Regions from separate parts of the Homo sapiens genome. Here region 1 is linked to region 2. A link is an interaction called in ENCODE POLR2A ChIA-PET data of the cell type or tissue named here. Cell type or tissue: Caco-2. All regions are shown on one strand.

What was found. Peaks named below come from ENCODE experiments on the same cell type or tissue, not always from the same donor. Only the 100,000 strongest peaks of a DNase experiment are listed, where the experiment ranks them.
Region 1: POLR2A ChIA-PET joins it to region 2 with 7 read pairs; 4 of 35 experiments call an interaction of 5 or more read pairs at or near these places.

What each region holds. Positions count from the first base shown.
Region 1 is chr17:58,523,718-58,526,217 of GRCh38, forward strand. It overlaps SEPTIN4 (septin 4), which reads right to left. Exons shown (of 14, transcript NM_001368771.2): 6 at 1,978-2,064; 7 at 1,361-1,484. SEPTIN4-AS1 (SEPTIN4 antisense RNA 1) reads left to right here. Exons shown (of 5, transcript NR_110810.1): 2 at 1,984-2,100. Among named protein-coding and RNA genes, the nearest start is that of SEPTIN4-AS1, 5.1 kb to the left of the region's middle. In Caco-2, no CTCF peak of the experiment used is centred here; no DNase peak of the experiment used is centred here.
Region 2 is chr17:58,397,990-58,400,489 of GRCh38, forward strand. All of the region lies in intron 2 of RNF43 (ring finger protein 43), which reads right to left. Among named protein-coding and RNA genes, the nearest start is that of RNF43, 18 kb to the right of the region's middle. RefSeq lists an enhancer at 475-1,330. In Caco-2, no CTCF peak of the experiment used is centred here; DNase peaks (open chromatin) are centred at 792 and 1,012.

The DNA.
Region 1 (2,500 bases), 130 kb after region 2:
TTAAAAATTTTGAACACGGGGCCCTACATTTTCATTTGCACTGGGCCCAACAAATTATGTTGCTGGTCCTGCAATTACCATTGTTAAAATTCCTGAGTATGCTGTAAATAGCCCTTTACACTTTTCAGTGCGCATGCATCATGTTGGGTGATGTTCAAATCAATTGGAGAGGTGGTAAGGGCTGGTATATTTTAATTAAATAAGTGTCTGACAAAATGAATATATATGGAGGTACACTTTAAACTGTGAGGTGCCTGGCAAATGAAATTATTAGTATTATGGAAGGTAAGAGACAGTAGGTAAATTGATTGAAGGAGATCATTTGCTCAAGATCATGAAGTTACTAAATGCCAATCAAGATTTGAACTCTCTGTCTAGGGCTCTTAGCACTGCCTGCCTAACTTCTTCATCAAAGCTACCACCTTTTCTCCTGTCAATCTCATCCATTTCCCTCTTCATCTACTCACTTAGGTCTGACCATTACCTAAGCTGGAGGTAACGGTCAGACCTACTGACCATTAGCTGGAGGGGGGTCCCTCCAGTGCCTGAAAAATAAAAAAGCCCGAATGATAGGGGGTTGTGGTAAATCCAGCTTTTCTTTCGGCAGGTAGCCTAGAGGGTGCCTGGAGTTTAAACAAAGTTCCACCATTTTTCCCTTTTGCCTATTCTTCCTCACCTTTACCCTCCCTCCATACATGCCCAGCCCTTCAACAAGATTGTGTGCGGCACCTAAAATGTTGCTAGTGAAAGGAAAAAGGGTGACAGTTTATTCGGCATCTACTATGTAATCAACTCTGTGCTACATGTTTTCACACTTCACATGTGTTTGTTTTTAAGGCTCTTCTTTCTTATCTTTTTTTTTTTTTTTTTGGAAGGTTTCGCTTTGTCTTCTAGGCTATAGTGCAGTAGTGCAATCATGGCTCACTGCAGCCTCAACCTCCTGAGCTCAAGTGATTCTCCTGCCTCACCCTCCCCAGTAGCTGAGACTACAGGCCTATGCCACCATGCCCAGCTAATTTTTAAAACTTTTTGTAGAGATGGGATCTTACTATGTTGCCCAGGCTGGCCTTGAACTCCTGGCCTCAAGTGATACTTCCGCCTCAGCCTCTTCTTTCTTATGTCCCTACCCCATTATAGAATCATAGGGCAGAATTGGAAGGAACATTAAAAATCATCTATTCCAATCCTTTCCCTCTTACTTTATAAAGGAGGAGATGGCTGTCCAGTAAGGGAAGTCACATGCTCAAGGTCATAGACCGCTTCCTCCTGATAAGTATGGATATATCTGGGCCTACGTGTGTACCTGTGTATGGAGAAGGGTGGCTCAGGGGCAGCTGGGATTGTGCTTACTCAGACATACCACTCTGTGTTGTTGACTGCATCCCCAAAACCTGGTGTGTCCACAATGGTGAGCCGCAGCCTCACACCCTTCTCTTCTATGTCCACTGCATGCTTAGTGATCTCCACAGTTTGCATGATCCTCTCTGGAGAAAGGGGAAACTGAGGCCAGGGCAAGGGCAGGGACCTGCCCAGTCAGGATGAACCGCCCACCCCAACCAGCCTTGTTGCTCAGACTGCCTAATCCACACTGCCCCCTTCTCCACTCCCAAGCTGTCTGGGGGACTGTTCTCTGGGAACCAGCAAGGAGTACATTTCCCAACACAGGAAATGCCGGTGGCTGTTGGCTCTGGCCCCAGCCTCTTCTCTGCTCCCGGTTTTTTTCTTGGATTCCTGGAATCCTTGGGGGTCAGAGACTCATTCAGAGAGCAAGACTCTGGTCTCTGCCCTGCTTCAGCACCCAAATCTTTAGGGAGCTGGCTGGTGGGCTGCCAGGCAGTTAGGCCTATGGAGAGCTGCTGTCAGTCTCTCTAGGAGGCCATGGTTTCCTGCATGTGGGGGAGAGCCCCATCCCCCAGACTCTGGAGTGAGTTTAATTTCCCAAGGCAAGTCTGCCTGATTGTCCTCTCCTTTCCTTACCTTCAGCACCAAGAAGTTTCCGGTCCCGGTACAGATCAGTGAGGAAGAGGCTATTGACAAGTGTGGATTTGCCCAGGCCAGACTCTCCTGAGAGGAGAGAGGACAGAGGCACCAAATCAGAAGGTAAGATCTATAGCCAAAAAGCAACTCCACTGGATCAAGGTTTAGGGGGGACTGCTTTCTTATCTAATTGGAACTAGACTAACCAAACTATAGCATTTTAGAGCTGGGAGGAAGCACAGAGATTGGCTTGGGGGAGCAAGAGATTGCCCAGGGTCACACAAAAAGAGGCAAATGCTAGGAAACTGTTGGTCAGATGCTCTTTGCAACCAATTCGAACCCCCACCCCCACCCCACCCCACATACATACACTCTCACAGGCCAATGACTCCTGGCTGTTTTGCAAAACAGTACAGCCACTCGCTGCTTGCTCCCTGCGACCTATACTCCCTTCCCACTCACGGACACACACACCATCCCCACCTGAAACACACCCTGCCCAACCCAGCCCTGCCCCTTTTTT
Region 2 (2,500 bases):
TTTTTTGCTTTTAAAAATCCACTTGTAACTGCTGCTAATCAGAGTGTATATTCAGGGCAACTTGAATCTAGGCTCTGGGGTTGCAATCCTTAAACTTGGCTCAAATAAGCTCTCCACTTATATTAATTTTGCCTCAGCTTCTTCCTTTTAGGTTGACAGTGATTTATTTACCTTTCTGAAGACCAGGAAGTCCTTAAAAATTCAATCTGTACTGTTGAAATCCTTTCTTCAATGTATTGGTGCACTTTCCTGCCTAAATACATCATGTTGAATGAAAGTTAGCCTTTACTTGGTGTCTACACTACAAGGATATCATTATGGTCATTTTTGGCATGAAATAATATAAGAGACTGGGCTAAACTTACAATCTCCCTGGGAAGTTCTTATTTGCTTTTTAGGTCCATTACATCTGCTTCTTTTTTGATATATCTCTGGTTAATAAGCATAGCAGAGAAAAAATTCCAGTTAATTTATTATTTATTTAATGAAAAGTATCCTATAGAACTTTGGTTCTGGGGTAAGGTACAGAATAGGAAGTAAAAATTCAAGTGACCAGATATTAAATTAACCTTGCCACCAATATTGCCAAACTGGAACAACAGGGTATCTAAAGACAAAACACATTTTCAGAAATTCCACCCATAGAAATGGAGTCTAGCAATCATTCATTCTTAGCACTGTATTGCTCAGTATCTCAAGACTTTGTCCAATAGCCTCAATAAATGTATAAAGATATCAAGAAGTAAAGGTCAAAAAAGGAACCGTGAACATCAAACAAGGCCACTGGAAGTGACCCAAAACATCACATGCTGGGCTTTCCTTTTTAATGATAATAACAGTGATAGTGAATGTTTATCCTTGTCTTTCTTTCAAAGAGCTTCTAAATCTTTGCAGACATCTCTTACTAATCTTTATTAGGCTTTGGGAAGAAAACAGTTTTCCCCAAGAAGTGCCTTCGGAGAAGAAGGAGGCTTCCCAAAACCAATAAAAAGGAAAATGTTTGCCCTTCTCCAGGTCCTCCCCACGCCCCACTGGTCTCCTAACTCCCACTGTGTTGTACTGGTGATTGAAATGAATTATAATACCATGCAAGTGTTGAAAGGATAATAATGGTAATTCAGTTTGTTTCCAAAAGAGTTATAAGCCATGTGTGTTTAATCATAACAGGGAACAGGTAAGTAGAAAAGATGAGGAAACCCATAATTACCTTTATCCCATTATTTACTTATTTTGGGAAGAGACTTCAAATTGGTAAAGTTACAAAACACTGAACACAGATTTTTTTATACTGCAGACTGTTGGTCTCTGAGAAGGCTCAAAGGATGGTCTTTACCTGAAAATTTTTTCAGGGAGACAAATATTTGATAGATGCTATGACAAAAACTCTGCTTATTCTTACTTTGATCCAATTCTTCTCAGATAGGGAACTGAGAGTCTTAGAGACTTGCGGGATAATTTCCAAGCAGGCTATAGAATCGTATCTGCTGAGTTTCAGAAAACATGTTGGGACCAGCACAGTATAATGAACTGGGGAAAGTAGTCCCCTTCACAATCCTGAACTCCTTCCCTTCTGGTCCTTAGAAACATGGCTGCAAGCTACACACCAGAAGCTGAAGCGCCAGCATTCTGAGCAACTGTCCCAGAGTAGCAGCAATTTTTTTTTTTTTTTTGAGACAAAGTCTCACTCTGTCACCCAGGCTGGAGTGCAGTGGTGCCATCTCAGCTCACTGCAACCTCCACCTCCCAGGTTCAAGTGATTCTCCTGCCTCAGCCTCCCAAGTAGCTGGGATTACAGTTGCGTACCACCACGCCTGGCTAATTTTTGTATTTTTAGTAGAGACTGGGTTTCACCATGCTGTTCAGACTGGTCTTGAACTCCTGACTTCATGATCCACCCGCCTCAGCCTCCCAAAGTACTAGGATTACAGGCGTGAGCCACCGCACCCAGCCAATAGCAGCAATTTAAAAAAATACTCTAAATTTTCAAAAAGGGAAGATGGAAGAGTGATATATAATGTGGTTCTAGGATCCCTCAGACTCTGATAAGTCAAAACTTAGAAAACAGCTGCTTTGTGTCAGTGATCACCTCATTGATCATGGAAGGAAGCTAATGGGGTTACCAGTACGGAACAGGCACACATACAAAGGTCCAGGGCAGATAAGTGATTCACCGTACCACAAGTAACAGGTATTAAGTTCCCACCCCAGAACTCACATACTATTAGTCATTCTTTAAACCACTAAGGCTACCTGTACTACATTATGGTAATATTTAATCAGCACCCTTAACCCACAAAATTTTGAAGCTAAAGCCTTGTCCTTTCGGCTACATTAAAAATACAAACAGTCTTGCTTAGTTATGTTAAGCTGATGCCAAATTGAACGCAAATAGGTTAACGGAGTCTAAATCAATAACCTTCACACTTAGTAATATTTCTGATAGTAATTAGGTGAATAAGGAATAGCTCAAGTTTAATTACTATTAATAATAATACCTAAC